Linked DNA regions of Homo sapiens: regions 1, 3 and 4 are each linked to region 2. The links are chromatin loops, found by intact Hi-C in ENCODE. Cell type or tissue: heart right ventricle. All regions are shown on one strand. Each heading gives the region's core, and the rest is flanking DNA. Links, peaks and the distances in the headings are about the cores only.

The links. A loop is a pair of places that touch in the nucleus more often than their neighbours do. Peaks named below come from ENCODE experiments on the same cell type or tissue, not always from the same donor. Only the 100,000 strongest peaks of a DNase experiment are listed, where the experiment ranks them.
Region 1: it touches region 2 in a loop (4-fold over the local background); 16 of 110 quality-filtered maps call a loop at or near these places.
Region 3: it touches region 2 in a loop (5-fold over the local background); 15 of 110 quality-filtered maps call a loop at or near these places.
Region 4: it touches region 2 in a loop (4-fold over the local background); 12 of 110 quality-filtered maps call a loop at or near these places.

What each region holds. Positions count from the first base shown.
Region 1 is chr21:42,910,870-42,918,721 of GRCh38, forward strand. It overlaps NDUFV3 (NADH:ubiquinone oxidoreductase subunit V3), which reads left to right. Exons shown (of 4, transcript NM_021075.4): 4 at 1-2,430. ERVH48-1 (endogenous retrovirus group 48 member 1, envelope) reads right to left here. Exons shown (of 2, transcript NM_001308491.2): 2 at 5,934-7,852. The coding sequence ends at 7,655. Among named protein-coding and RNA genes, the nearest start is that of ERVH48-1, 11 kb to the right of the region's middle. RefSeq lists enhancers at 3,895-4,402, 4,403-4,909. In heart right ventricle, for the core only: no CTCF peak of the experiment used is centred there; no DNase peak of the experiment used is centred there.
Region 2 is chr21:43,643,100-43,650,951 of GRCh38, forward strand. It overlaps HSF2BP (heat shock transcription factor 2 binding protein), which reads right to left. Exons shown (of 9, transcript NM_007031.2): 4 at 1,190-1,293. Among named protein-coding and RNA genes, the nearest start is that of HSF2BP, 12 kb to the right of the region's middle. In heart right ventricle, for the core only: CTCF peaks have their summits at 2,632, 2,834 and 3,737 (motif pointing left); DNase peaks (open chromatin) are centred at 2,616 and 3,722; H3K27ac peaks cover 1,465 bases.
Region 3 is chr21:42,920,340-42,928,191 of GRCh38, forward strand. ERVH48-1 (endogenous retrovirus group 48 member 1, envelope) reads right to left here and starts at 5,291. Exons shown (of 2, transcript NM_001308491.2): 1 at 5,007-5,291. RefSeq lists enhancers at 5,426-5,947, 5,948-6,469, 7,756-7,852. In heart right ventricle, for the core only: a CTCF peak has its summit at 3,666; a DNase peak (open chromatin) is centred at 3,752; H3K4me3 peaks cover 537 bases.
Region 4 is chr21:43,311,014-43,318,865 of GRCh38, forward strand. It overlaps LOC124905026 (a long non-coding RNA gene), which reads right to left and starts at 3,129. Exons shown (of 2, transcript XR_007067887.1): 1 at 2,951-3,129; 2 at 32-864. RefSeq lists enhancers at 21-521, 522-1,022, 2,938-3,701. In heart right ventricle, for the core only: CTCF peaks have their summits at 4,307 and 4,515; no DNase peak of the experiment used is centred there; H3K27me3 peaks cover 435 bases.

The DNA.
Region 1 (7,852 bases), core at 1,583-6,582, 730 kb before region 2:
CTCCTGTGCATCACATGGAGCACGCTCCCCCAGCACTCTGCAGAGACAGACCCCCAGTCTGACTTAGAGAAAGTAACCAATGTAGGTGAGGGCCAGGGCACGGTGGCTTACGCCTGTAATCCCAGCACTTTGGGAAGCCAAGGCGGATGGATCACTTGAGGTCAGGAGTTTGAGACCAGCCTGGCCAACATGGTGAAACCCTGTGTCTACTAAAAATACAAAAATTAGCCAACTGTGGTGGTGCGTGCCTGTAATCCCAGCTATTCAAGAGGCTGAGGCAGGAGAATCGCTTGAACCCGGGAGGCGGGGTTTGCAGTAAGCCGAGATCATGCCATTGCATTCAGTCTGGGTGACAGCGTGAGACTGCATCTCAAAAAAAAATTTTTTTTTTTAAATATCAAAATTGAAAACTAGTATTGTGGTCATCTGCCTCAAATTGTGTTACCACACGGGAGACTTAGCAACTCAGCCAGATTCTTCTAAACACATTTTTTATAATAAAAGTGGTAAAACTACATTACCAAAAAGAAAATAGTAAACTTACCTAAAATCCACTATGCTAACCCACCCTTTTTTTTTTTTTTTTTTTTTTTTTTTTTTTGAGACAGCCTCACTCTTGCCCGGAGGAGTGGTGCGATCTCAGCTCACTGCAGCCTCGTCCTCCCAGGCCCAAGCAATCCTCCCATCTCAGCCCACTTTGTAGCTGGGACTGTAGGCACTGGCCACCATGTCCGCCTAATTTTTCTATTTTTTGTAGAGACAGGGTTCAAGAGATCTGCCTGCCTCGGCCCCAGAAAGTTCTGGGATTGCAGGCGTGAGCCCCCATTCCCAGCCATTAACATCTTACAGGATTCCCCAGTGGTGGTGGTAGGTGTAACCATTTTAATGTACCTACAACTTTTCTATCCTGCTATTTGCATTTTTTGGTTTTTCATTTAATAGTTCTCAAGCTGGGATCCGTGGAACTACTGTGATGGGCGGTGATGCTTTGGAAATGGAAATTCCCTTAATATTAAAATGAACATGAATATATTTTGATTTGCATATATTTTTAAGATAAAGCATGAGACTTGTATAAAGTTCTTTCCTGGCTGGGCGCGGTGGCTCATGCCTGTAATCCCTGCACTTTGGAAGGCTGAGGCAGATGGATCACCTGAGGTTGGGAGTTTGAGACCAGCCTGACTAACATGGTGAAACCCCCTCTCTACTAAAATTACAAAATTAGCCGGGCGTGTTGGTGCATGCCTGTAATCCCAGCTACTCAAGAGGCTGAGGCAGGAAAATCACTTGAACCCAGGAGGCAGAGGCTGCAGTGAGTGGAGATTGCAGCATCGCACTACAGCCTGGGCAACAACAGCAAAACTCCGTCTCAAAAAAATAAAGTTCTTCCCTTAGAACTAGTCCTGTTGGGCTAGTCTTTCTGGGATTTTGGTTTACTCTCCTCCACCCATTGGAAGGGCTTAAAACCGAATAGCCAGCACCAAGCACAGCTCTGCATTTTGTAGCTATCACTGCAGATGATTTCTTGATAGTCCATCTGGTGGCAATACAGTGGTCACCCAAGGGGCCATTGTTTGGGTCTATGTGATTTCCCACGTTCTGTTGGAGGCCGGGCGCAGTGCCTCACGCCTGTAATCCCAGCACTTTGGGAGGCTGAGGTGGGCAGATCACGAGGTCAGGAGATCGAGACCGTCCTGGCTAACACGGTGAAACCCTGTCTCTACTAAAAATACAAAAAATTGGCCAGGTGCGGTGGCTCACGCCTGTAATCCCAGCACTTTGGGAGGCTGAGGTGGGCAGATCTCGAGGTCAGGAGATCGAGACCATCCTGGATAACACGGTGAAACCCCGTCTCTATTAAAAATACAAAAAATTAGCCGGGCATGGTAGCGGGCGCCTGTAGTCCCAGCTACTTGGGAGGCTGAGGCAGGAGAATGGCGTGAACCCAGGAGGCGGAGCTTGCAGTGAACCGAGATAGCCTCACTGCACTCCAGCCTGGGCGAAAGAGCAAGACTCCGTCTCAAAAAAAAAAAACAAAAAAAAAATTAGCCGGGCGTGGTGGTGGGCGCCTGTAGTCCCAGCTACTCGGGAGGCTGAGACAGGAGAATGATGTGAACCCGGGAGGCAGAGCTTGCAGTGAGCCGAGATTGTGCCACTGCACTCCAGCCTGGGCGACAGAGCAAGACTCCGTCTCAAAAAATAAATTAATTAATTAAATTAAATAAGTGGGTGTTTTAAGTGCTCAGCTTCCTTGGTTCTACCACCTTCTCTCCCTGACCCTCCTTCCCTTTCCCCCTGACCTTGGCCTTTATTCTAGAACGGATCTGAAGCAATAGGATATAAAAAATTCACAACTGCTAAAACAGTGTTCCTTCTAGTGTAATTTTCACCCTTAGAGACCTGTCTGTAATAAACATTATTTGAAATGCCTACTATATGCTAGGCACTATGCCTCGGCCACGGGTTCAGACGTGATCGAGACAGCCTGCCTTCTCTGAGTGTATGGCCTGGGAAAGGGGGCAGCTGAGAGACAGATGCATGGCGATGTGCCGGATAACAGACGTAGAAGGCAGAGGCAGGGGAGCTGTCTGGGGAGAGGCAAAGATGGGGATTCATCAGAGAAGGCTTTGAAGGACATGATGCCTAACCTGGATGTCGAAAGGGATTTTGCCAGGAGCACAGGGCACTGGTGGAGGGAGCCCTGCGGGGCAGTCCTCAAGGCCTCCGGATGGGTGTGAGAGGCACCGGGGCTGAAGCAGCATCTGGGTTTGAGGAAGCCACAGCCCCTTGGCTCTCCACTGCAGTCTCAGAGCAGCCTCAGGCTGAGTAAGTGGCTGAGGCCAATCCTTTAGGAAACGGCACCACGCCTGGCTAATTTTTGTGTTTATACTAGAGTCAGGATTTCACCATTTTGGTCAGGCTGGTCTCAAATTCCTGGCTTCAAGCTATCTCTCCCCCTCAGCCTCCCAAAGTGCAGGGATTACAGCAGGAGCCACCGTGCTGGCCCATATATGCCATCTTTCAACTGCCTGTATTCAGAGACTCTCACCTCCTCAAGCCCTTCGTGGGAGGAAAACTAGACAGTGAAATCCAGCCAAACAAGAGATGAACTAACATTAAAAATTCAAAAATTGGGCCAGGCACGGTGGCTCATGTTTGTAATCCCAGCACTTTGGGAAGCCGAGACAGGTGGATCACCTGAGGTCAGGAGTTTCAGACCAGCCTGGCCAACATGGCGAAACCTCGTCTCTACTAAAAATACAAAAATTAGCTGGGCATGATGGCGGGCGCCTGTAATCCCAGCTACTTGGGAGGCTATGGCAGTAAAATCGCTTGAACCTGGGAGGCAGAAGTTGCAGTGAGCCAAGACCACGCCCTTGCACTCCAGCCTGGGCAACAAGAGCGAAAGTCATCTCAAAAAAAAAAAAAAGAAAAAAATCAAGAATTGAAGGCCACAGTAGTACTGGGGGAGACCTTAGAACCTATTTGCCTGTGAATTAAGGCTAAACAACTATGGAGATTACAAGACAGAATGAGAGTGTTATAAACCCTAACAAGTAAACAGAAGATAAACCAAGAACCTGGAGGACACAAATAGGAACTTGGGAGGTAGCCCAGGAGAACTCCTCAGCTCATCCTTCAGAGCAAATGAGTCAGTACTGTGCGGAATAGACACTTGGCAGGATGGAGATGAGAAATGTAAAATAGAAACTTGGAGGCCGGACGTGGTGGCTTACACCAGTAATCCCAGCACTGTGGGAGGCCGAAGTGGGCAGATCACCTGCGGTTAGAAGTTCGAGACCAGCCTGGCCAACATGGTGAAACCCCATCTCTACTAAAAACCCAAAAATTAGCCAGGCATCATAGCGCTGGCCTATAATCTCAGTTACCTGGGAGACTGCGGCAGGAGAATTGCTTGAACCTGGGAGGCGGAGGTTGCGGTGAGCCAAGATCATGCCACTGTACTCCAGCCTGGGCAACAGAGTAAGACTCCATCTCTAAATAAATAAATAAAATAAAATAAAAAGCAACTCTTGGCCAGGCACATTGGCTCATGCCTGGAATCGCAGCACTTTGGGAGGCTGACATGGGAGGGTCACGAGCTCAGATGTTCGAGACCCGCCTGGGCAACATAGTGAGACCCTGTCTCAAAATAAATAAATAAATAAAAATAAAGAAGCAACTCTTTTAGCATTATAAGATAGGGCAGAGGAAAAAAAGAAAAAAGAAACAACTCTTCTTACCAAAAAAGGTTGAAAATATCCCTTCTGTTGTCCCCGCCCACAATGTCTTAAACCTAGCAGGTGCTGACCTAAAGGAAGAAGCAGGGGTGGCCAGGCGCGGGGGCTCACGCCTGTCATTCCAGCACTTTAGGAGGCCGGGCGCAGTGGCTCACGCCTGGAATCCCAGCACTTCGGTAGGCCGAGGCGGGCAGATCACAAGGTCAGGAGATCGAGGCCATCCTGGCTAACACGGTGAAACCCTGTCTCTACTAAAAATAGAAAACATTAGCTGGGCATGGTGGCAGATACCTGTAGTCCCGGCTACTCAGGAGGCTGAGGCAGGAGAATGGCATGAACCTGGGAGGTGGAGCTTGCAGTGAGCCGAGATCACATCACTGCATTCCAGCCTGGGCAACAGAGCGAGACTCTGTCTCAAAAACAGAAAACAGAAGCAGGAGCAAAACTCGTGCAAGTGGAGATTCTCTGGGCCAAGTTTATGGACTGCAAGCCAGGAGCACTGACTCAAATGGCCCCGAATATCCATGCTGTGATTAGCTGCAGTTACAAGTGGCATTTTGTTGTTTTGTTTTTGTTTTTTTGAGAAGGGGTCTCACTCTGTCCCGGCTGGAGCTCAGTGATATTTTGTTGTTTTTCTTTTTTTGAGAAGGGGTCTCAGTCTGTCACCCAGGATGGAGTGCAGTGGCTCGATCTCGTCTCATTGCAAGCTCCGCCTCCTGGGTTCAGGCGATTCTCCCACCTCAGCCTCCAGAGTAGCTAGGACTTCAGGCGTGCACCACTATGCCCAGCTTTTTAAAAAATTTTTTGTAGAGATGGGGTTTCACCATGTTACCCAGGCTGCTCTCGAACTCCTGGACTCAAGCAATCTGCCTGCCTCAGACTCCCAAAGTGCTGGGATTACAAGCGTGATCCACTACTCCAGGCCTAAAAGTGGGTTTGGTTTAGTTTGTTTGTTTTTTTTGAGACAGAGTCTCGCTCTGTGGCACAGGTTGGAGCGCAGTGGCTCGATCTCGGCTCACTGCAACCTCCGCCTCCCTGGGTGTTTTGTATTCTTAGTAGAGACAGGGTTTCACTATGTTGGTCAGGCTGGTCTCAAACTCCTGACCTTGTGATCCATCTGCCTCAGCCTCCCAAAGTACTGGGATTACAGGCATGAGCCACCGTGCCCAGCCTAGTTTTGTTTTCTTGAGACAGCGTCTCAGTGGTGTGACCTCTGCTCACTGCAGCCTCTGGCTCCTGAGCTTAAGTGATCCTCCCATGTTGCCCATGTGAAAGAAAAATATTTTGGGCCCCAAAATCACTAAGGAAAAGTCAAGCTGGACACTGCTTAAGGGAAACCTGCCTCCCATTCTATTCAAAGTCACTCCTCTGCTCACTGAGATAGATGCATATCTCATTGCCTCCTTTGGAAAGGCTGATCAGAAACTCAAAAGAATGCAGCCTCCAGTGTCTCACCTTTCTGTGCCCAGCAAGCTCCCTCCCCGCTTGGAGTGTTCCTGCCTTTGCTTCAAGTTGTCCCACCTTTCCAGAAGAACCAAGGTGCTTCTTACATATATTGATTGGTGTCTCATATCTCCCTAAAATGTATAAAACCAAGCTGTGGCCCAACCACCCTGGGGACATGTCATCAGTGCAAGGCTCTTGCATTGGTTGGAACCCCGAGAGCGCGCCAACAGACAACATGAGGCGGTGTGGAGCAACATGCTGTTTTAATGAGCGCCTGCATGCAGACAGGCTGAGGCCTAAAATGGCATCAGCCCCAAGTGAGGATGGGGCAGGGGTTTTATAGTCCTCTGTAAACAGGAATTGTCCCAGCCTAACGTGACTGCTATGTAGTACCAGGGCGACCTCCCTCTTGATCTTCAGGGGGTACGTGTCTTCCAGCCAGCTCTCTTCCTGCCTCTGCTATCTTGCTGCTGGTGCAAGTTTGTACCTTGGGACTGGGCCTGAGGAGGAGGAGTTATTCATCCCGCAAGCTTTCAGGCCCCGAGGAGAATCTTCCATTCCTGTCTATTTGGTTATAGAAAAGGGGAAAGGGACGACTTTCTCAATAACTACTTCAGGCGTGACATAGGGGTGGCGTGGGCACCTTGGAAAAAGAAAAACTTAATTTTTGGGGTATTCTTGAGAGACGGGTTGGTATCCATCGTGCCGCTGTAGCAGGAGCATCATCTGGATTGTCAGGAGGTTAACTGTAGTTTCAACAAGAGTTTTAATGGGATACCACAGGGGAGAAACAGGAGGACCCCAGTGATGAAAATGACTGTCCCCACCAGCATTTTAAATCCTCCTAAATTAGAGAACCACCCTCCTAGAAGGTTTGCTGGGTCCCATCCCTCCCAGGTTTGGACTGGTACACGGGCTACTTTTCTGATGTTTGAAGCGATTTCCAGAACCTCTTCTCCATTATTGCCTATGTTAAGACAGCAATTGGAGATGTTAAACTTACCACAGCCCGCACCCTCTTCTGCTAATAAGTAGTCTAGGGCCAGCCTGTTTTGATAAATTGCCGCGCGCATTTGGTTTTGTTGTTGCGCGAGCATTTCTAGGGCTGAGGCAGTTTGGTTAGTGATTATCTCTAGAACAGCTTGTAGTCTAATCGCTCTATTTGGCATATATATGGGAGTGCGATAACCCCATGAACCATCCTCTGCCCAAGTGGCAGGACCATAGTATTCAATGATCCGTTGCAGAGGCCACTCGTCCTCTCACAATCTTTGGCTCCCTCCTACCTCCAAGGATCATTTTTCTCTGGTTATCATACACAGGGACTCTGAGGGTGTTGCCCGCCTGCTTCGGAAGTAAAAAGAATCCAGGTTGAATTGTGCCTAGGAAGCAAGTACCTTGCCAGTGATAAGGTAGCTGTGAGTAAGCCTGGGTTCCCCATATCCACAGGAATCCGTCAGTGGCAGTCCATTGTCAGCTGGTGTTCCTAGGATTGTCGCATAGTACACTTAGGCGGAGGTATGCGGCATAAGGGTTAGTGGTGTTCGTACAGTACCAGGCCTTTTTTGACAAGACACAATTGAGGTAGCTTAAGTTAGAAGGAGACCAGGCTCCAGGGGGTAACCTTGGCCACCACTCAGCTATGGAGGCATTGACTGTTAGGGTTTGGTGACGGGTTTTCACCTACGGCGCGATGGGTTTTATCAGTCCACTTGCGGGATATGCACACCGTCCCTCATACTGGGTTGGTAAGTGTCCAGGACTGCGGGCATTCCTGAGGAGTGAAAGTGAGTCTGGGGTTTTGGGATGCCTGTAAGTAAGGGGGAATGTCTATCCCGTCCCACAGCCACTGTTCACTCATAAAGCTCCCCCGCATACCCAACAATTGGACACATTCATGGTAAGCACAATGGTTCTCCTAGATCTACAAACAGATTTTTTCCTGGCTTAGGAAGGGATGCATCTGCTTATAGTTTTTGTATAAAGGAATGGAAATGCCGCGGGCGATTTTCAGGGGGAGTTGTTGGTTTTGAGGCTTTGGCTTTGGCTATAATCTGTTCTCTCTTTATGTCCTCAAGCACCTGAGTGTTTACTCCCCATTGTCCAATTTTGGTGAAGCAAAGCCACTGCTTCCCTCTGGGGCAAATAGCCCCATTACGACTGCC
Region 2 (7,852 bases), core at 1,128-6,127:
GGAAGTTATGCCACACAAAAAGTTAAACTAAGCAATTTTTAAGAAATATTAGTTTCTCTAATATTTATATAAAATATAACTGGCTAAAATGTAATAATCCCCAAATTAATTACATGTACTTCTGATTTAATACATCTATGTCCAACTATAAGATATTATGTACATGATTTTTTCCTCCGAGACTCTCATCGCTATGGTTTGTCCCCCTGCAAACTCATGTTGAAATTTGATCCCCAATGTGGCACTCTTGAGAGGTGGGGCCTAGTGAGAGGTGTATGGGTCATGGGAGTGGATTCCTCATGAAGCGATTAATGTGCTCTCTGGAGGGTGAGTGAGTTCTTGCTCTCACAGGAATGGATTAGTTTCCCTGAGAGCAGGTTGGTAAAGAGTCTGGCTTCCTCAGTTTCTCTCTCTTGCTTTCTCTCATCATGTGATCTCGTCACACAGCCAGCTCCCCTTCTGTCATGATTTGAAGCAGCCTGAGGCCCTCACCAGAAAAAGATGCCCAATCTTGAACCTTCCAGCCACCAAAATCTTGACATAAATAAACCTCTTTTCTTTATAAATTACTCAGCCTCGCCGGGCGTGATGGCTCACGCCTGTAATCCCAGCCCTTTGGGAGGCTGAGGCGGGCAGATCAAGAGGTCTGGAGATCGAGACCATCCTGGCTAACACAATGAAACCCCGTCTCTACTAAAAATACAAAAACTTAGCCGGCCGTGGTGGCGGCCACCTGTCCCATCTACTCGGGAGGCTGAGGCAGGGGAATGGCGTGAACCCAGGAGGCGGAGCTTGCAGTGAGCCGAGATTGCACCACTGCACTCCAGCCTGGGCGACAGAGCAAGACTCTGTCTCAAAAAAAAAAAGGAAAAAAAAAATTAATTACTCAGTATCAGATATTTTGTTATAGCAACACAAAATGAACTAAGATAATTATGAACCTTTATGTTGTAGGGCAGATTTTTAAACATAAAAGTTAAAAGATACCAAGTGAATGATCTACGTGTTAAATGGTTATAAAATCCATCTGTTCAACTACATTCCAACCCACTCAGAATACATACATTTACAAATACAATTTATTGAGGATTAAGAGTAAAAAATTCAGTCCCACTGCTTATCATAAGTGAAAGGCTGTAAGCCAGCCCCACTTTCTGGCTTGGTGAGAGTCTGTCCCTGAGCATGGTACCTTCTTCTCTCTTATGTTGTCGGCCTGCACGGTTTCCAGGCGGGCTTTAAAGTGCTCACAATCCATTTTCAGCTGCTCTAATTCTTGCTCTTTCCTTTCCAGGTCTAGGAGAAAGACATAAAATTACTCAAGATATTTCAAGTCACTAATCTCTCCCTAAGCATCTATTTTGCCCAGTCTTGACTTAGTAAAATGTGTACTGATTTCTTAGGTGAGAATATTTGCATTTCTTGACTTCTAGCCTGTCCTTGAATAACCAATATTCTAACAGTCCTGTTCTCTAAGTTCATCTCAGTTTTTAGCCCACAGCACAAAGGACTTTGGTTGTTTTCTGTTTTGTGTTTTTAAGGTTTCACTTTACTGCCAGACTAGTACTCAAGGCTTCAAGAAAACATGTTATTTAAAGGATGGAAGGCAGAGCTGAGAAGCCCGACTGTCTCATGGCACAGACTTGTCGCTACTCCATGAAAAGCAGAAGGCAGCTCAGGGAGTGCACGGCGCCAGCACAGGCTGATTCACAAAGCTAGTGTCACCCACTGGCAGACTGACTCAATGGGAACAACTGCAGTAGTAGGCACTGGAGGAGGGAAAGAACAGTGATAAAAATGAGAAAATGCTATAGTGAAAGAGTGGAAACTATGTAATACTTCCTCTCCACCGCACTCATTTAGTTGATGAGTCAACAACAGCCAACAAAAATCCCAAAAAAATCCACGTCAATAAATCAAGCAAAAGTACTATCAACTTTAAATTTAAAATTTTATGTTGCAGAAATACTGACACTCGAAAAAACAAATATATAATACAAATTTTTAAGTGTTTGATCTCAAAAGCTAGGAAATCATCAGTTTTTATGCCAACATATACCAAGATTTGAGGGTGCTAAGAGCTAATGGTCTAACTTCTTTGATTAAAGTAGCGATGCTTTAGGACAATGATTCTCAAACTTTAGCGTACATCAGAATCCCTGGAGGACTTGATAATACAGAGTCGGCTGGGTTCCATCCACAGTTTCCAATTTGGAACGTCTGGGGTGAGCCTGAGAATTTACATTTCTAACAAGTTCCCAGATGAGACTCATGCTGCCTGTCTGGGACCCACACTTTGAGAACTACTTCTGGGCGATAACCTGGTCTCTCATCACCAATAAAATAAAATGAACATGCAACACATGACCAGCAACAGCAAACAAGGGAACCCATCCACAGGAATGTGAAAAAGCAAAAAAATGGAGAGTAATGGAAGGCAGCTACCTAATATTTGTCACATGAAGGAATTTCACTTCTTTACACATTCCCTCTCCTAATCCTTGAACTGAGAAAAACACAAGGCAACTCTGGTTATCTGTTTCATTCTTGTACTGTCACTTGCGATGAGTGAGAAAGCCTCAAAGAGCCAGGCGCCTGGAAAACGGAACATTACTCCACCCTAGAGGAGAAAAAGCTCACAGACACTTCCTCAACTATCTGCAAACAAACGAGAAGCGGGTAGGGCTTTCGAATCTAGGGGTCTGAGAGGACAAGAGGAAGCCAGAATAAGACACTTGTGGGGACTGCTTAGAACCACACGTGTATCCCCAAAGCTCTAAAGGAAATGTTAAAAAGGAAGGAAGAAAGCAAGCTAGTCTCTAAATTTTCTAGAGACCCCGTCCTAGAAGAAAAATTAGAACCTAAAAGTAAATATTCAGACCAGCTAAACATCATAAAATTGGCTGGCAAAGCTTCTCATAAAATGCGTTTCTTAGGGGCCCGGCTCGGTGGCTTATGCCTGTGTAATTACAGCACTTTGGAAAGCTGAGGTGGGAGGATCACTTGAGGCCAGGAGTTCGAGACCAGCCAGGGTAAGACTCCCATCTCTTAAAAAAAAAAAAAAAAAAGTGGTTCTCAGAAATAGAGCAGAGTGCCTTTGGACTATTTCCTCTCCCTCAAATCACAGTTTCATTTTCTGCTCTTTTAAGAAATATTGTGCCACAATGACTTTCACTGGAATTCTTGATTTTATCCTAATCCCAGCCAAAAAATCAACTAGGAAGCACTATGCTTTAAAAACTACATACTTGCATTATTTGTAACAAAGTTAAATGGAAATACATTATTTATACACATACACACTACAATCATATGAAATACCACCTATGGTCACAGACAAAAATGAACAAACTGAAAAACTGAGATGAAATTTGTGATTTAAAATTTTTTCTTTGCATTTAACTGTTAAATTTGGCTTCTACTATTAAACGGTATATTACTCAAACATGGTAAAAGAGACAGGAAATCTCTACAAGCCTTATCATGTGTAAAAACCTGTGGGAATTAACTTTGACCACCCAAAACGGCTCTCTTGCATTACGGTAATTTCATAATCACTTGTTCCAGACAGCTGTATGCAACCCTAGTGTAAGTTAACATACCAAAGGGACAGGGTTAAAACATCCCACTCTACGATAGGCAATCTCATAGAATTCCAGTCAGTCATCAGGGAGGCCACACCCATCTACGCCAGGCTCCTGGGGAGGTGACAAGTGCCCTTCTGCTGTATGAGGCCGCCACCTTGTGGCCAGATGGGAGCATTGCTGCTGCCTCGGAACAGAACCCTGACCTTGCATTTTCAACTTGGCCCCACTGCATGCATGCTACCTAAAAGCACCCTGAAGGCAGGGATTTGCATAGGTTTTCTTCTATGCCCACCCTCCAAATGTCTATATGGAATATAGTAGGCAATACATAAATATTTGTCACATAAATTTATTTCACTTCTTTATACATTCCTTCTGCTAATCTTTGAACCAAGAAAAACACATGGCTACTTTATCTGTATGTCTCATTCTCATACAATAAGAATATATTACTTTTATATTTTTTTAAGCCCAGAGACAGAAATAATATGAACAGTGAATATTACAAACAACCTAAATCATAGACCATTTAAACATCTATGTATCTTCTGAAACAACAATTTTTTTTTTCCCCGAGACGGTGTCTCTCTGTCAGTGCAGTGGCACGATCTCAGCTCACTGCAACCAACGCCTCCCAGGTTCAAGTGATCCTCTTAACTCAGCCTCCCGAGTAGCTGGGACTACAGGCGCCTGCCACCAACCACGCCTGGCTAATTTTTGTATTTTTAGTAGAGATGGGGTTTCACTATGTTGGCCAGGCTGGTCTTGAACTCCTGACCTCAAGTGATCTGCCCATCTTGGCCTCCCAAAGTGCTGGGATTACAGGCGTGAGCTGCTGCACGCAGTCCATAATCCTTTCTTAATACAGGTCTAATAACATGAGAATGGCTGTGTCTCTTGATGCTCAATTTATTCACAGGGAGGGTACAGAAAGCTAGAAAGGAAAATAAGGGTTTCTAAAACACTAATCAAAGAAAACTGCACAAACGGCGTCAATTTATCTTACCATTTCTTTATCACCTGGTATGTGAGGTCAGGAGTTCAAGAGCAGCCTAGACAACATGGCAAAACCCCATCTCTACTAAAAATACAAAAATTAGCCCAGCGTGGTGGTACACGCCCATAGTCCCAGCTACTCGGGAGGCTGAGGTATGAGGACTGCTTGAACCTGGGAGGCGGAAGTTGCAGTGAGCCAAGATCACGCCAGTGCGCTCCAGCCTGGGCGACAGAGCAAGACTTCATCTCAAAAAAAAAAAAAAAAAAAAAAAACTAAAATCAATCTTGCTGAACTCAAATTAATTCTGTTGATTTCCCAAACCAGAGTCAGGGAATTTTGCTTTTCATTCACTGACACACATATATGACATGAACAGCAGAGCGGTCACGGGTGATATTAAAACACCACACACCTCTTCCGCCTCCATCTTGACCACCTTGCCACCTTCTCTGTCCATAAGCTCCCCAAGTGTTTTTTTTCCCTCTACTTTCCTATGTTCTGGACAATCTCCACCCTGATCTGTGCCCCAAGAGGCAGATGTGAAGACCCACAGTAACAAGGCTCCCTCGTCCTATGGCTTCCTGTTGGATGCAATAGCAGCCCCGCAGGAAACTGGAGGACTAGAGAAGATGACCAAGGATGGGACATGTCTCCCCACTCCATCCTCCCTGCTGGGCTTCATCCTCCTGGGTGAGGTCCCAGGTGCTGTCAAGCATCTTGTCTGGAGCAACGCCTCTCGCCACGTCTGGTACCTCTCTCCCTTCTGCTCCTTCAGCCCAGGGGAGGCAATGGCGCTCCACTCGTTAGTTCCCGGATGCTTCTTTCTCCAGGCACTGGTTCCCCCAACCCTGATCACACTTTAATCTCTTCACTTTACTCCGTTTACTCCTTTTGTTCCCTGCCAGGATATGGATGTGACACACTCTTCATGTTCTTTTATCTGGGCCACAATAAACTCCGAGTCAAAGTAATAATCCTTTTTTGGTGCTGACTCTTTGGTTCTACTCTTCATGGATATTTCTCAAGTTCTTATTTCTACAGACTACAAATAATTCTTCCCAGAACTGAAATGGGGGTACCCCGTATCAAACTCTCAGGAAATTAATCTCAAAATATCCTACACTTTAGAAATCACATAGCGCAGTGGTTTTCAAATCCTACTGCTAAGAATCTAAGAGTACCTGGGGAACAACTACAGTCCCATAAACATTCAATTAATATCTCCATTTTACAATGTTATTTACAATTTTTATTTGGAAGTAATTTCAAATTCACAAAAACTAATGCCAAAAAAAATTCCTGTTATCTCTCTTTACCCAGACTTACCTACTATTAACATTTTGTTTGCCTCATTTGCTCATCATTCATTTATTTAATTAAAAAAATTTTTTTGAGATGGAGTTTCCCTCTGTTGCCCAGGCTGGAGTGCAGTGGCATGATCTCAACTCATTGTCACTTCTGCCTCCTGGGCTCAAGCGACTCTCCTGCCTCAGCCTCCCAAGTAGTTGGGATTACAGGTGTGCTGACCGCGCCTGGCCTTTTGTTTGTTTTTCAGTTTGGGGTTTTTTTTATTTTTTTGAAAAAAAATTTTTAAATACAAAAATGAGCCGGGCATGATGGCGCGCACCTGTAGTCCCAGCTATTCGGGAGACTGAGGCAGGAGAATGGCATGAACCAGGAAGGCTGGGGTTGCAGTGAGTCAAGATGATGCCACTGTACTCCAGCCTGGGTGACAGAGGGAGACTCCATCTCAAAAAAAAAGAAAGAAAAATCTGTTGGTCAAATATCTCACCAGCGTATCATGGCTACACTAGTTCGCATTCACTGCTGATATTTTCAATGACCAAAACAAGGCTGGTTCACATTAACATCAAAAAACATATAAACAAATTTTAAAAGGTTAAAATTATTTAACATTTTAATTATTTCAGAAATGAGGCCAACATTTTAGGTGTGCTGTCAACATACAAAAATAATTCCAGCTCCTCTGAGACTGTCAGTGAATATCTGACTGCCACTAAGGTGCCAAATTGTCAAATGCAGCATAATGCATGAAAAGTGTTTTCTGTAAGACAATGAAGATTTAAACAGACTGAATGGCTTTTTTATTATTTCTCTCCAAAATGAACAATTGCCAATCAAGGAAAGCAAAGAATTGCTCGATCTTAGCGATTTAATTGTAAAACAAAAATATCTGACTCCTCTTATTTCAAGCTTCATATCAGTTTAATTAGAAAGTGTCTTCATGTTGCTAGGTGAACTACTTCAAAACCACCATCTGCAACTCCTTATCTGTGGGATTGTGTCTTCTTGCGACTTCACAAGCAAAACTAAAAACAAACTGGATGCTGAAAGTGATCATCCAAGTACCTTCCAAAATCCCTGATACTAAATTTGTGTTTTCATCGCACCACCTTCATTGTACTTACTGATTTTATAAGTCAATGTTCTAAAACTTAATTTTAAAAACAAATACCCAGAAGATACAGTTTTCATCTATTTTACATCTAGAACCATCATATACTATTATATAATTTTTTTTTTGAGACAGAGTCTCGCTCTGTCGCCCGGGCTGGAGTGCAGTGGTGCGATCTCGGCTCACTGCAAGCTCCGCCTCTGGGGTTCACACCATTCTCCTGCCTCAGCCTCCCGAGTAGCTGGGACTACAGGCGCCCGCCACCATGCCCGGCTAATTTTTGTATTTTTAGTAGATACAGGGTTTCGCCATGTTAGCCAGGATGGTCTCGATCTCCTGACCTCGTGATCCGCCCACTTCGGCCTCCCAAAGTGCTGGGATTACAGGCATGAGCCACCGTGCCCGGCCCATAAAATTTTATTTATAAAAAATAGGATTTTCCTAGTTTTAAACAAATTTTTGATACCCACTGATTTATTCACCACTGTTGGATGAATAAAGCACAAGAAGGGATGAAAGAAAACAGAGGGTGATATCTTACTAAGTACTTAAGTGCCACTACCTTAACAAGTCAAATGGAGGTTCCTATAGTGTTTTCAGGCTTGCTTTTTTTTTTTTTTTTTTTTTTTGAGATGGAGTCTCACTTTGTCACCCAGTTTGGAGTGCAGTGGCATGATCTGAGCTCACTGCAACCTCTGCTTCCTGGGTTCAAGCGATTCTCCTGTCTCAGCCTCCTGAGTAGCCAGGATTACAGGTACATGCCATCACACCCGGCTAATTTTTGTATTTTTAGTAGAGATGGGGTTTCACCTTGTCGGCCAGTCTGGTCTCGAACTCCTGACCTCAAGTGATCTG
Region 3 (7,852 bases), core at 1,044-6,043, 720 kb before region 2:
TATCTGCTAAAGCATTTCTGGCCAATATAGGATTGTCTGGGGTTTGGTGGCCCCTGCAGTGAATGATGGCAAGTTTCTGCGGGAGCCTGGCAACCTGAAGGAGCTTGCTGATGAGAGCATTCATGACAGGGGTGTTGTTTGCAGTTAGGAAACCCCCTTCTTTCCAGATGGACAAGTGTGAGTGCACTACGTGGAACACATAATGAGAATCTGAATACATGTCCAGCTGCTCGAGTGAGAGCTCAAGTGAGGACGATGAGTTCAGCCTTTTGGGAGGTGGTTCCTAGGGGGACCAGATTAGCTTCAATAGTGTGGGTGGGTGACACTATAGCATAGCCAGCATGTTGGCATCCTTGATGTAGGAAGGAGCTGCCATCTACAAACCAAGTAAAGGAGGCATCTGGAAGGGGTTGGTCTGTTAGGTGTGGAAAAGGTAAGAAAAGTTTGAACAGTGTCCACACAGAAGTGTGCAGGGTCTTGGGAGGTAGTGGCTTCAGGTAAGAGTGTGGCCGGGTTTAGACAGGAGCTGGTTAGCACGGTGATTTGGGGGGTTTCTATGAATAAAGCATACAGTTGGAGGAGCCGTGGGGCAGAGATGAGACTTAGTACGCTGCGGTGAGCTAGCATGTCTTTGATGCTATGGGCTGACTAAACTGTTAGGTTGGCATCAAGAGATAGTTTTAGGCTTTCAAGGGTGAGGACAGCAGCTGCCACCAGTGCTTGGAAGCAAGCAGCCCATCCGAGAACTGTGGTTTCGAGCTGTTTAGAGAGGTAGGCAACAACCTGGAGGGCGGGTCCCTTAGACTGGGTTAGAACACGTAGTGCGACTCCATGCCGTTCGTCAGGATAGAGGGAGAAAGGTTTGGTGAGGTCTGGGAGGGTGAGGATGGGGACTGGGGTGACAGACTTCTGGAGTAGGCAGAAAGGTTGGGTAATAGGCTGTGCAGGGTTTAAAGGCTCATGGAGAGGGCCTTTAGCAGCTTGGTATAACAGTTTGGCTAGTAGAGCGAAGGAGGGAACCCAGAGCCTGAAATATCCCGCTAGTCCTAGAAAAGAGAGAATTTCTTGCTTAGTTTGCGGAGGCGGGAGGGACTGGAAGAGGGATATGTGGTCTGTTATGAGCCCTTGGGTTCATGGGGTAAGAGCTAGGCCTAGATAGATGACTGAGGGGGTGCATGTTTGCGCTTTTTTAGGGGATACCTGATACCCCCACTCTGCCAGAAGTTTAAAAGAGAGATAGTATGGGCATTGCAGTCTTTTTGAGAGGGGCTACCCAGGAGCAGATCATCAAGGAGAGTGGACGGTTTTAGGGATAAGGTACAGAGGTCATGATCAAGGGCCTGTCCAAAAAGGTGGGTGCTGTCTCTAAAACCTTGAGGTAGTAGGCACCAGTGAGCTGATGTGAAAGGCGGGTGCTGTCTCTAAAACCTTGAGGTAGTAGGCACCAGTGAGCTGATGTGAAAGGTGGGTGTTGGGGTCTTCCCACATAACAACAAAGAGGTCTTGAGAATCAGGGTGCAAATGAACTGTGGAAAAAAGCATCCTTTAGGTCTAGGACAGAAAAATGGGTGGTATTGGAGGGAATTTTGGAAAGTAAAGTGTATGGGTTAGGGACTACTGGACATACTGGGAGTACAGTTTGGTTAATGAGCCTGAAGTCCTGGACTAAGTGGTAAGTTCCATCTGGCTTTTTAACAGGTAGAATTGGTGTGTTTAAAAGGGAGTTTGTTGGGCGGAGGAGGTGACTGGCGAGGAGGCGAGAAATGATAAGCTATAGGCCTACAAGAGCTGCTTAGGGGATTGGATACTGCTTCTGTGATAGGAACTGGGTGGGGATTTTAAGGGTAATGCAGAAGGGGGTGTGGTGTTTTGCAACTGAGGGTGTGGAAGTATCTCAAAACAGCGGGGTTAACCATGGATGGGGGATAAGGAAAGGTTGCATGTTTTAGGGTGGGAGGTTGCAGGAGTAGAAGAAAGTTAGAAGCCCTGGAGGGGTCTGGGTGGATGCGTTGGGTACTAGGGGAACGTGGGAGTGGAGAGTGGTGTGGAGTTTTGAAAGCATGGCTCTGCCTAGGAGTGGAGTTGGGCATGAGGGCAGGACTAAGAGTGAGTGAAGGAAGGCCGGGCGCGGTGGCTCAAGCCTGTAATCCCAGCACTTTGGGAGGCCGAGGTGGGTGGATCATGAGGTCAGGAGATCGAGACCATCCTGGATAACACGGTGAAACCCCGTCTCTACTAAAAATACAAAAATTTAGCTCGGCATAGTGGCGGGCGCCTGTAGTCCCAGCTACTCGGGAGGCTGAGGCAGGAGAATGGCGTGAACCCGGGAGGCGGAGCTTGCAGTGAGCGGAGATTGCGCCACTGCACTCCAGCCTGGGAGACAGAGCCAGACTCCGTCTCAAAAAAAAAAAAAAAAAAAAAAAAAAGTGAGTGAAGGAAAAGGCATGAAGGGAGCAGAAGGGTGGAGGGGGGCTCGGGATTTGGAGACCATCAGTTGTCCATCAATTCCCACAACAGAGACCTGGGAGGACTCGGTGAGTCCTGAAAAATTAGGTAAAGCAGAGTAGGTTGACTTGATATTAATTTTAAAAACATACTGGCCTACCTGCCATTATCAGGGTTACCCTTGGCTCAGATGAGGCAATGGTAGTTGCCGGGGTGTCCGTTCCAGGGCACTGTCAGTCTTCAGCGGCAAGGCCGATGAGATCGAGTAGGTTTTGGCCGGCTCAGGAAGGGATGGAGGCGGTCCTTGCAGGGGCCGCTCACAGTCCGACTTCCAGTGGGGTCCTCTGCAGAGGGGGCACGGCCTGGGGGGCTTACCTGGGTTTGGGCATTGCCTGGACCGGTGGCCTTCATTGCCACACTTGAAACAGACGCCAGGTGCAGGTGGCTTGCTAGGAGGCTCCCGTGTGGAGCTGCGGCCCCGTGGGCCTGCAGGGCCTCCCGATGGCGGAGGCAAGCATTCGAAACTCTGCCTGTTTTTGCCTTTCACTTTCTTCATCACAATTATTAAAGGCTTTGAGGGCTAAATTGAGAAGGTCTCGTTGTGGGGTTTGAGGGCCATCGTCAAGCTTCTGAAGCTTGAGCTGGATATCAGGGATGGGTTGGGAGATGAACCGAAGGCTTAAGATAGTGGTTCCTTCTGGGCTGGCTGGGTCTAGGTTGGTATATTTTCTCATGGCTTCCATTAAACAAGAGAGGAAAAAGGGCTGGGTTTTCGTCAGGACCTTGGGTGATTTCTAAAAGTTTTTCATAGTTTACCGCTTTATGGGCACACTTTTTGAGTCCTGCAAGGAGACACACAATCATGTGGTCTCGATGGCAGCATCCAAAGGCCCCATCTTGATAATCCCAGTGGGGGTCCTGGCTGGGGACTGCCTCTGTGCCAGCAGGCTGGGCGGCAGCTTGGTGATGAATTGTATCAGCATGTGCCTGAGCTAGGGTCCAGATACGGTCCCAGTCTTCTGGGGTGAGCGTGGAAGAGAGGATAACGTAGAGGTCATGCCAAGTTAGTTCATAAGACTGGGTGAGGTACTGAAACTCTCTAATATAAGAGGCAGGGTATTCTGGAAATAAACCGAGTCTTTTGTGAATTCAAGAGCGATCAGTGAGGGAGAAGGGAACATGAACTCTAATAAGATCTTCAGTTCCTGCTACTTCCCGAAGGGGGCATTCTAGCACAGACGCTGAAGTAAGGGTGGGGCATGGGCCAAAAGCAATGCCTGAATGAGTATAGGCGGGAAAGAAAGAAAAGCCGGAAGTGGTTCCTGCTGAGGGTTTGAAGGGGGAAGGAGGGTTGAGTTAATAGGCAGCAGAGGATAGATAGGAGCGGAAGGTGGCGGGGTGGGTTTACAGGCCTCAGGAGAGAGCGGTGGGGGAGGAGAATGGGTACAGGCAGTGCAAGAATTGTCCTGAGGAGAGGATGGTGTAGGAAAAGAAGTGGATACTCTTGGAGGCAGTGCTGGCTGGGAAGACAAAGAGGAGGCTTAGGGGGTTAAAGAAGACGGTTGAGAGGAAGAGGCAGGGGCTGGAAGGGGTGGACAGCAGTTGGCTGGATCCAACAAGGAAAAAGAGTTAGGGTCGGGAGGAGAACGGCGATCAGGGCGGCGAGAATGGAGGGGGAGGATTTGAACAGGTGAGCAAGAGCAGAGGCCAGGTTGTAATCTGAGTGTGAACAAGGCCTGGATATAAGGAATTTCTCCCCATTTTTCCAGCCGTCAGCAATAATTGCTTAAGTCAGTTAAAATTGTAAAGTCGTATGTTCCATTTGTGGCCCATTTGGACCCACTGTCCAATTTGTACTGTGGCCAGACTGAATTGCAAAAAAAGAACAAGGTGCTTAGAGGGATATCTCGCCTGAGGTCTAAGGTTTGCAGGTTTTTCATGAGGCAGCCTAGAGGGCTGTCCTTTGGAATGGAAGACTGGGAATTTTCCATAATGGAGGGTAGGCTCAGGAGAACGGGAAAAGCAGACCGTCCTGGACAGCCGGAGGGAGACGATAAAAGGAGCGTTTGTCACCGCTGCCTTTTTCATTCCCAGAATGGGATCAACTGGCTTAGAGTCCCCCTAAGACCAGATGATCAGCGAGTGCCTGGCACACACCTTAGCATTTTTTTTTTTTTTTGAGACAGAGTCTTGCTCTGTTACCCAGGCTAGAGTGCAGTGGCGCGATCTCTGCTCACTGCAACCTCCACCTCCCGGGTTCAAGCGATCCTCCTGCCTCAGCCTCCCGAGTAGCTGGGATTACAGGGGCCTGCCACTGTGCCCAGCTAATTTTTGTATTTTTAGTAGAGACGGAGTTTCACCATGTTGACCAGGCTGGTCTCGAACTCCTGATCTCGTGAATCCAACGGCCTTGGCCTCCCAAAGTGCTGGGATTACGGGCGTGAACCACCACGCCCGGCCATGCCATAGCCTTCTTGGACCCATGTTGGATTTTGGGGCTGGAGAAACCAAGAGAGGCCGTGCGGATTTTTCCCTGTTAACCGGGCTCCCAGGAAACTTACCAGTAGGCGAGATCAGTGACCGATGTGCATGCACAGAGAGGCGACTAGAGGCTGAGGAGCTTCCTTTGTCCGGCTGCTGTGGCCTGCTTTCCCAGATGGAGGGGTGGTAGGTCCACTGGGGACGTGGACGGAAGCCCCTCGCAGGTTTCAGGGCCAGCCCCAAGGCTCTTGCATTGGTTGGAACCCGGAGAGCGCGCCAACAGACAACACGAGGCGGTGTGGAGCAACACACTGTTTTAATAAGCACCTGGATGCAGACAGACTGAGGCCTAGAATGGCATCAGCCCCAAGTGAGGAGGGGGCAGGGCTTTTATAGTTCTCTGTAAACAGGAATTGTCCCAGCCTGACGTGACTGCTATGTAGTACGCGGACGGCCTCCCCCTTGATCTTCAGAGAGTATGTGTCTTCCAGCCAGCTCTTTTCCTGCCTCTGCTATCTTGCTGCTGGTGCAAGTTTGAGCGTTGGGACTGGGCCTGAGGAGGAGGAGTTACTCATTCCCTCAAGCTTTCAGGCCCCTGGGAGAATCTTTCAATCAGGACTTCCTGAGGCGGTGTCACAGGTCCCTGCCCAACCTTGGCAAAATAAACTTTCTAAATTAACAAGAGACCTGTCTCAGCCGGGCACGGTGGCTCACACCTGTAATCCCAGCACTTTGGGAGGCCCAGGCGGGCAGATCACGAGGTCAGGAGATCGAGACCGTCCTGGCTAACACGGTGAAACCCCGTCTCTACTAAAAATACAAAAAATTAGCCGGGCATGGTTGCAGGCGCCTGTAGTCCCAGCTACTTGGGAGGCTGAGCCAGGAGAATGGCCTGAACCCGGGAGGCAGAGCTTGCAGTGAGCGGAGATCGCGCCACCGCACTCCAGCCTGGACGACAGAGCGAGCCTCCATCTCAAAAAAAAAAACCTGTCTCAGATTTTCCACATCCGCACCCAAAATGGCATCAAACTCCTGGCCTCAAGTAACCCATCTGCCTCGGCCTCCCAAAGCGCTGGGATTACAGGCGTGAGCCATTGTGCCTGGCCTCAAGTGGGATTTTTTTTTTTAATTCTGAGACAGAGTCTAACTCTATTGCCCAGGCTGGACTGCAGTGGTGCCATCTTGGCTCAGTGCAACCTCCATCTCCCGGGTTCAAGCGATTGTCCTGCCTCAGCCTCCTGAGTACCTGGGATTACATGTGCACGCCATCACGCCCAGCTAATTTTTTTTTTTTTTTTTTTTTTTTTTTTTTTGGTAGAGATGGGGTTTAGCCATGTTGGCCAGGCTGGTCTCAAACTCCTGACCTCAAATGACCTCAAATGACCTCAAATGATCTGGCCTGCCTTGGCCTCCCAAAGAGCTGAAATTATAGGCATGAGCCATCCGCACCTGCCCACAAGTGGGTTTTTTGTTTTTTGTTTCTTGGTTTTTTTTTTTTTTTTTTTTTTTGAGACGGAGTCTCGCTCTGTCGCCCAGGCTGGAGTGCAGTGGCGCGATCTCGGCTCACTGCAAGCTCCGCCTCCCGGGTTCCCGCCATTCTCCTGCCTCAGCCTCCCGAGTAGCTGGGACTACAGGCACCCGCCACCACGCCCGGCTAATTTTTTTGTATTTTTAGTAGAGACGGGGTTTCACTGTGTTAGCCAGGAGGGTCTCAATTTCCTGACCTCGTGATCCGCCCGCCTCTCCTGCCGAAGTGCTGGGATTACAGGCGTGAGTCACCGCGCCCGGCCAACAAGTGGATTTTTAAAGGAAAAAAGAGGCAGTTGCTAAATTCCTCGCCAACAATTTACATTAAAATACATAAGCGATTTATTGGCTTGTTCTTTGTATCACAAATTCCACAAATTTAGAAACGTGATTGTAATGAGTGAAGCAGGTATTCAGGGACTACATGGCTAAACAATTGCGCTGGGCATGGGTGGAGGGCACGAGTGAAGTCCCGAGCTCAGGTCTCTCTGTGCAAGCCTAGCAGAGCACAGAACGCTCTGGGCTATCTTTTCACCTAGGGAATACTGTGGGCGGGACAAATCTGGGGTTATAGACAAGCTGGGGACGGCTGTGCCTCGCTGGGGGACTGACACAGGCAGCCAGTGTGTGAGCCCAAAGCTTCCAAGACACCTCTCAGCCAATGTGGAAAGTTTATTTTGCCGAGTTTACAGACGCGCCTGTGACAGCCTCAGGAGGACCCGAGGGCGTGTGCCCAAGGTGGTCGGGCACAGCTTGCTTTCATACACTTCAGGGAGACATGAGACATCAATCAGTATGTGTGAGGCCGGCCGTGGTGGCTCACGCCTGTAACCCCAGCACTTTGGGAGGCCGAGGCGGGCCGATCACCTGAGGTCCGGAGTTTGAGACCAGCCTGGCCAACATGGTGAAACCCCATCTCTACTAAAAACAAAAAATTAGCCGGGCGTGGTGGTGGGTGCCTGCAGTCCCAGCTACTCGGGAGGCCGAGGCAGGAGAATGGCTTGAACCCGGGAGGTGGAGGTTGCGGTGAGCGGAGATCGCGCCACTGCACTCCAGCCTGGGTGACAGGGTGAGACTCCATCTCAAAAAAAAAAAAAAGGAGAGAGAGACAAAAGTTGCATTCTTTTGAGTCCTTGGTCAGCCTTCCACTGAATACACAATTGAGTCTGGCTCAGCGAATCTGCATTTTTACATAAACAATAGGGCAGAGGAAGCAATCAGATGTGCATTTGTCTCAGGGGAGCCTCAGAGGGATGACTGAGTTTTCTGTCCTTTGTCCACAAGGAATTTTCCTGTGAGCAAATTGTGAGGGACATATATATGCTCTTTTCTTTGTACCTGTTTTATTTAGGAGTAGAATGGGAGGCAGGTTTTCCTGACATGGTTCCCAGCTTGACTT
Region 4 (7,852 bases), core at 1,915-6,914, 330 kb before region 2:
AATGGGAAAAAAGAAAGAATGCAAGTTAAAATCAGAATGTAAGACTGTTTTTAATCTATCCGACAGCCAAAGACAAAAGCATGAGAACCCTCTGTCAGTGAGGAGTAGGAGAGAGGCTCCTAACCGATTACTGGTGTGAGCAACTTGTGATGCCTTCTTTGAAATAGGTATAGAAACGTAGAGTGCACACACCCAGCAGCTCTGCAGATAGGTGCACACAAGTGCTAAATAACATATGCACAAGTCTACTGACACAGCTTTACCTGCAAGTTGTCAAAAGCTGGAAACTGCTCCAACATGCCCAGATAAGAGTCTGGAGAAATAAATCATGCTACACCCAGACAGTGGGATTCGTGTCAGGCAGCTGTTAAAAAGCGGGAGGTGGCTTTATGTGCAGCAATGCACAAATTACTGCTTAAAGCAGGAAGCCAGGTGCAGCATGCAGAACACTCCCTGGGCAGCAGCACCTCTGGAGAGGTGCGTGAGTGCCTGGGGCTGCCATAACCAAGCACCACAAACCGCCTGGCTTAAAACCTATCCTCTCACAGTGCTGGGGCCAGAAGTCCAAAGTCACAGTGGCAGCTGCACCACGCCTCCTCTGAGGCCTCCCAGGGAGAACCCGTTGCTTATTCCAGCTCCTGGTGGCTCCAGGTGGCCTCTGCCTCCATCTTCACATGACTCCTCCCTGTGTGTATCTTCTCCCCCTCTCTTCTAAGAACACTGTCATTGGATCCGGGCCCGCTCCAATTCAGGATGACCTCACCAGAAGGTCCTTAATGACATCTGCACAGATCTTTTTTCCAAATTCAGTCACATTTATAGGTTCTGGGTGGATGCATCTTTTAGGGGCTCACTATTGTCTCCCTAAAAGAAAGAAGCGGAGGCAAAATTAATCTAAGTGGAGAGTTTATTTGGGCCAAGCTTGAGGATTGCAATAGATTCCATTTGCCCTGGATCTACACTCTGATGAGCAGCAGTTCACGTGGCTTGTAAAGGAAAGTGGGGGTCAGGGAGTCGGCTGATACCAAGTTTTCTATCAGGAATTCTCATTAGTTTACAGAAATAGCATTGATGAGTGATTGGCTGTATGTTGTTAAGATATAGGGTGTGGGTTACGGTGTCCAGTGGGGCATTACTGGGTTAATCCGTAGCTACTTGTGGCAACAGGAAGCAGTTTCCAGACATGAACACACAGCTCAAAGCAGGGAGCAGGGTGTGACCACTGTCTCATTTTAAGGTCTCTCTGCGCCTGATAATTAAAAGCACTCACATTCCACAGGCAAAACTTTTTTTCTCACCATTTAAACCATTACTGCTGGAAACAGAGGTAAGGAAGAGATCATGGCCTGCCCTCTGAGATTTTATACCATGCCTGGAATGACCTATTATCAAAATAAGTAGCTGGAGCTATTCCATGGCAATGAGGAGGTCTGTGCATAAACTGTCTCCCAGTGGAGGACCGGCCACACCCACACCCTCCCATGCTAAGGACGGGCCCAGAGCCCTTGAGGGGCACCTTGACCCCCCAACACCACTCTGGAGCTGGGCTTCCTGTCTGCTTGCTGCTCTTATATCATAAGTAGAGAGATCATCTCTTTCTCTCTCTCTCTCTGTCTATATATATATATATAAATTAAATCTCTTATTTCTAACAGTGCAAAATTCTTTATTAATGCCAACATTTTTCCACTTTATGGTAACTCACTCATCTATTATTTTAGTTGGCCGCCCCACTCCATAAACACACACACACAGGCGCGCTGGCCAGGTGAGGAAACCACAGGGCAGTAGCAGGTGTGGGGACAGGCACCCAGTAGGTGGGGCAGGTGCCCTCCTCCCTCCGTAACAGGCGGGTCCAGGAACAGCTATGCTTTTCTGGCTCCCACTCAACTCCCCCACCCCCAGCATTCCCAGCAAAGGGCTTCTCCCTTCCCCATGGGGCCCCACAGATTTGCATGTGAGTGACCCAAAGCTAGGTCAGTCATAGGCAAACGGGTCTATGCAAATATTCTGTGTTAGCCAGATTGCTTCTGCGAACTCAGGGTTTTCTGGTGTAGCCATCTCCTTCCTGGGCCTTCTGTGAACTCAGGGTTTTCTGGTGTAGCCATCTCCTTCCTGGGCCTTCTGTGAACTCAGGGTTTTCTGGTGTAGCCATCTCCTTCCTGGGCCCTTTGGTCTGCTCTCCATTTGTCCTGAGAATAAACCCTGCTGCCCCACCCCCCACCCCAGTGCCCACCCCCGCCCCCAGCACCTCCTCCTGATTCACCGAAGTCAGGGTTGCACAAAATCCTTCACCTGTGAACCTGCGTCCTTAAACGTGCAGCCTGGGATGTGGAGGGGAACCTGGGGAGGTTTACACATTTTCCCAGCCAGACCCGCAGTATCAGTGGTTCTCAACCAGGGGTGGTCTAGACCCGGGGACTTCCGGTGAGGTCTGCACACAGTCTGGGTTGCCACACTTAGGAGGGGAGGGGCACCATTCAGCATTCTGCAGTGCACAGGACAGCCCCTGCCAGAAGGAATTTTCCAGCCCCAAATGTGAGCGGCATGAGCCAGGGCCTGAGTGTCGGGGCTGATGGTAAAGATATCCCCGGCAGAGAGGGTTAAATTCTTCCAGGGGAGTTCAGAGGGTCCTGTGCTTCTCTGTGAGGAGCGTGTCCCCCTTCGAGGCAACCCTCCTAGGAGACAGGCGGGGGTCCGTTCTTGTTGATCATCTCACAGAGCTGGAGAACTACAGTTATCCTGGAGGCCAGATTGGAGGCCTCTCTCCACCCAGGCCGTGGTCCGGCTCACCTGCTGCCCAGGGAGGGTGCTCACATGCACGCCCTTGGAGCCTGTTCCGCCGGGACCCTTTGCCCCACAGTGACCCCGTCTGGGTTTTCCTTGCCCTTCTCTGGACTCAGTGGTCCCAGCCCCTCTGAACTTCCCCTGTTATCTTCTTGGGACTTACCAGTTCCATTCTGAGTCCCACATTGTGGCTGGGGAGACTCGTATTGGGTGGAGCTTCAAAGCTGGTGTGACCCTGGGACAGAGGAAGGCTCTGGGGACTTTGCAGTTACGGAGACAGCCAGAAAGCCACAGTCCCTTCTCTCTACACACTGCGGTGGAAGACATGGCCCTTCCTGCCAACGTGCACCTCCCCTGGGCTCCTGCAACATCAGGGGTGGTGAAGGCACCCCCCTCCAGGAACCCTGGCCTGGTGGCCTCAGGGCACGGGGGCTTCTGGGAGCCAGAATCCGCAGACCCTGACGGCCCCAGAGTGGGGAGGCCCTGCTGGGCCCGGAGATTCTTACAGACCCCGGAGGGAACAAGAAGGCTTCTGGGGCCTCAAGTTAGGTCTTCCTTCTCCTGGTGTCTGAGGCTTCTAGAACATTCCAAAAACAAGACAGCCACAGAAGCTGGTGGTCTTGATTGGTGTGGACTTTGAGAGTGTGGCAGGATAGCAAATCCTTCTGGCTTTTGTGTCCTCCTGTAATACTCTTCTTTGTGCAATTTCTTATTGTTGGCAGGAAATCTCTTTTTCTCATGAAAAAACATTGCCTCCCCCGTGGGGTTCCGCTGTGGGGAGGCCCCTTCAGAAGGTCGGCAGGAGGAGGAGGCGAGGTGGGGCTGCCCAAGGCCACTGTTGAGGGTCCCCCACCCCTGTCCCTGGTTGGCACTGCACTGGGGTATTGGTCATACAGTGGGGGGGCACCTCCCGGATCGTGGCGGGGGCGGGAGATAGAGGCTCGTAGGGTGGCAGAGCCACAGGCACAGCACACAGAGATGCCCTGGAGGGGCTCTGGAGAGAGGGGCCAGAGTTGTTTTTAAAAACACGTACAGGCCGGGTGCGGTGGCTCACGCCTGTAATCACCTGTAATCCCAGCAGGCCGGGTGCGGTGGCTACGCCTGTAATCCCAGCAGGCCGGGTGCGGTGGCTCACGCCTGTAATCCCAGCACTTTGGGAGGCCAAGTTAGGTGGATCACCTGTGGTCGGGAGTCCGAGACCAGCCTGACCAACATGGAGAAACCCCGTCTCTACTAAAAATACAAAATTAGCCTGGTGTGGTGGCTCACGCCTGTAATCCCAGCTACTCGGGAGGCTGAGGCAGGAGAATTGCTTGAACCCAGGAGGCGGAGGTTGCAGTGAGCCGAGATCACGCCATTGCACTCCAGCCTGGGCAACAAGAGCAAAACTCTGTCTCAAAAGAAAAAAACATAAAATAAAAACAAAAACAAAACAAAAACAACAACAACAAAAAACCACACAAATAATTTTCGTTGCTGATTATAAAAAAGAGCTGAGTTTTGGAGTCAGATAAGAGTGTTCTAGTGGCAGGAAGAGGGCAGCACTTGCGGGAAGGCAGGCGCTTTCCGACAGCAGGGTGTGTGAGGGGAACACAGCAGGGCAGGTGGCTGCAGCCTGGGTGAGCAGGGTCCTGCGACCCACCCAAGGGGGCTCCTGAGTGAGGGTCCCCAGCCACTGCCAGAAGGCGCCTGAGGCTAACGGTGTGGAGGACGCCTGGGGAGGAGGGAGACTGGGAGGGATGCGCCTTGGAGAGAAGCACCCCCTTGAAGAGCTGCAGGGGCCCCTGTGGGCAGCGGACAGGCAGCCAGGAGGGAGGCTGGCAGGAGGGGCAGAAAATGGGCTGGAGCTCGGCAGGCGGCTAGTGAGGGATGGGGGCCCTGATGGTGCCTCCCACATTTCTCTTGGGGGACTTAGCGTGTGCCCTGGCTTTTTAGCTTGGGTTGTGACACCATTCACCATGCCTGGAATTTGAGGGCAGGACAGGAGTGCGGGGTGGGGGCCGAGGGACCTCAGCTGTGGAGGTTGGGACGCTGCAGGCTGCCCAGAGACTGTGGGGAGGCTTTTGGGACTTCGAAGCTATGGGGAAGTCTAAGCAAGTTTACACTTGTGTGTGGCCGTGGGGAGACCGAGGCTGAGGGCTGGTGCCCATCCTGCAGGTGCAAGGTTAACCTCTCCCTGCTCACAGGGGCCTGGCAGCCTCGGCACCCAGGGACGATGGCCCAGCCGCCCCAGGGACCACTGACTGCCGGCGGGCTGGGCGCATGCTCATGAGAGCAGTTACTTTGTGCATCTGCGCGAGAACCACAAGATGGGATTTATTGGTTCCATTTCAGTAGGAGGAAACTGAGGCTCAGAGAGGCTTCGCACTTCCCCTGCTTGTGCTTGGAGGTGGAGGGCGCAGGATTCCAGGAGGGACTGGCCGGCCCCTCCCACTGAGGTTTTCACCATCTGCCCCTACCCCGGGCAAGACATCTGCCTTGGGAGTGGGGTCTGGGCTGGGGCCGGTGGAGCTGAGAGAGTAATGAGCAGCTCCCAACGCAGAAGGAGAAATGCGTGAAAACATGGAGCCCCAGTTGTCCCCGAAGTGGTGGAGGGTGTCGGGGGTGTCGGAGGGGGGCAAACCCGCTGAGGCATGGGGAGCACCAGAGAGGTGGGGGAGCGGGAGGGGGACACTGCCCAGGATGGCAGAGGCACCAGAGGGGGTCTGAAACCCTTCCAGGCAAGCTCAGGACCCCTGAGTCCAGCTGAGTCCCCAGCAGCTGCACAGAGCTCAGGGCGGGGGCCAGCAGCCGTGGAGCTGGGGGGCTGAGGGAACATCTGCAAGGACGTGCTCCACCCAGGCAGACGCCACAGGACATCTCTGGACCCCATGCAGCCAGGCCAGGAGGCAGGATCCAGGCATGCAGCCCCTGGGTGACAGACACCTGGGCACCAGGGCGAGAGGCATCAGAGCCAAGGGAACCTCCTGGCAGCCACTGCCACCTAGACACTCCCGCAGGTCCCTGAAGGGCCTCTGCGAGGGTGAGTCTGTTCTGCTTGGGGTCACCCATAGAGACAGGCCCACAAACGGGCCCACAAAAGATATGTTCACGTCAAATCCTCGGAATCTTTGAACATGACCTTCTTTGGGAAAATGGGTTTTGGAGATGTAATTAAGTTAAGGATCTTGAGATAAGGTCATCCTGGATTATCTGCGTGGACTTTACATCTAACGACAGGTGTCCTTCAAGAGACACAGACACAGAAAAGAAGGCCATGATGATGGAGGCAGAGATCGGAGGGCGCAGCCACAAGCCAGGGAAACCTGGTCTCCTCCACCAGGAGCTGGAGGAGACCAGGAAGTATTGTCTACGGCCACGCATTCTGAATGTGCTCAGTTTCGCCTAATCTTGGTGAAACCAAGGAAACATCCTCCCCTGGAGCCTTCAGAGGGAGCACAGCCCTGCTGGCATCTTGGATATCAGGTCTCTAGAACTGCGAGAGAATCAATTTCTGTTGTTGGTTTTGTTTTGTTTTGAAGCAGGATCTCACTCTGTAGCCCAGGCTGGAGTGCAATGGTGCAATCACCGCTCACTGCAGCCTCTACCTCCCAGGTTAAAGTGATCCTCCCACTTCAGCCTCCTGAGTTCCTGGGACCACAGGCACACACCACCACGCCTGGTTAATTTGTGTGTACGTGTAGTTTTTGTAGAGATGGGGTCTTGCTATCTTGTCCAGGCTGGTCTCAAACTCCTGGACTCATGCCATCCGCCCGCTTTGGCCTCCCCATGCGCTGGGATTACAGGCGTGAGCCACCGCACCCAGCCAATTTCCCTTGTGTTAAGCTGTGTGTGTGATAATATGTTAGGGTGGCCTCAGGAAACGCCCACCTAACTTGGGAAGATGAGAACAGGGAAATCTATACCAGCTTGTGCGTGAGAAGTTTCAGACACAATAATTACTCAGATGTTCTTTCATGGGAAATCAAAGCAGAAGACATCCGAATGTTCAGGGTTTAGATGTAGGTTCTGTCCCTGAATGTACTGCAAATCAAAGACAAACGTGGAGGGCGATCTGGCCCAGCCAGAACATCAGGTCGTTCCTTATGCTGCTCTATCATCAGCTCTCCGTGGAGCCAGGTGGCTGCTTGGGCACTTGAGCCAGCAGGAAAGAGGAGAGGATGAAGGAAGGACGTCGTCTGCCCCAGCTGCTGTAACACACCGTAGGTGGTGGCTCGAGCCGCAGGCATTTCTTTCCCCAGCTCTAGAGGCTGGAAGTCTGAGATCTGGGCCGGCGAGGTTGTATTCTGGGGAGGGCTCTCGAATTGGCTTGCAGATGGTCATTGTCTTGTTGTATCCTCAGATGGCAGAGAGAGGGAGCCCTGGTGCCTCTTCCTCTTCTGAAAGGGCGCTAATCTCATCAAAAGGGCCCCCTCATGACCTCATCTAAATCTAATTATCTCCCAAAAGCCCCATCTCCAAATCATGCCACATGGGAAGTTTGGGCTCCAATGTGAATTTGCAGGGGACACAGTTCAGTGCACAGCAGAGGGCATGGTCCTGCCTGTTAAGGATGCTTTCCGGAGGTTGCACACAACACTTCTGCTTAAAATTTGGGCACCAAAATTTAGGCACATGGTCACAGCTGGCTGCGAGGGGGAATGGGAATTGTATCCAGCTAAAATTAAGGAGTTCATATTATGACGTGCTCCGATAAGAGTAGGGATTCAGACTTTCCCCATGTCCCTTCGTTGCTTCATGCCTCTTCACAGTCCTTCATATCGATCCTGCCGTCTCATGGTCCAACGTGGCTGCCTGAGTACCTGTCATCACCTCTGCATTCCAGCCAATAGACTATGCCTCACTTAGTCCTGATGTAGTGTGAGGAATGCAGTCTCTTATCTGAATGCAGTGTGTCCAGTGAAAAGCTGGGGTTCTTGTTATTCAGGAAGAAGGATGGAAGGGCTGGGGGTAGTTAGCAGAATTTTGCCCACTGCCCTTATTGCCCCAAGGACTCTGGGTAAAACACTGACATGTAAACTGCCCTCCTGTTTGATCATTGGCTGCTCAGAGTCCATCCCTGCAA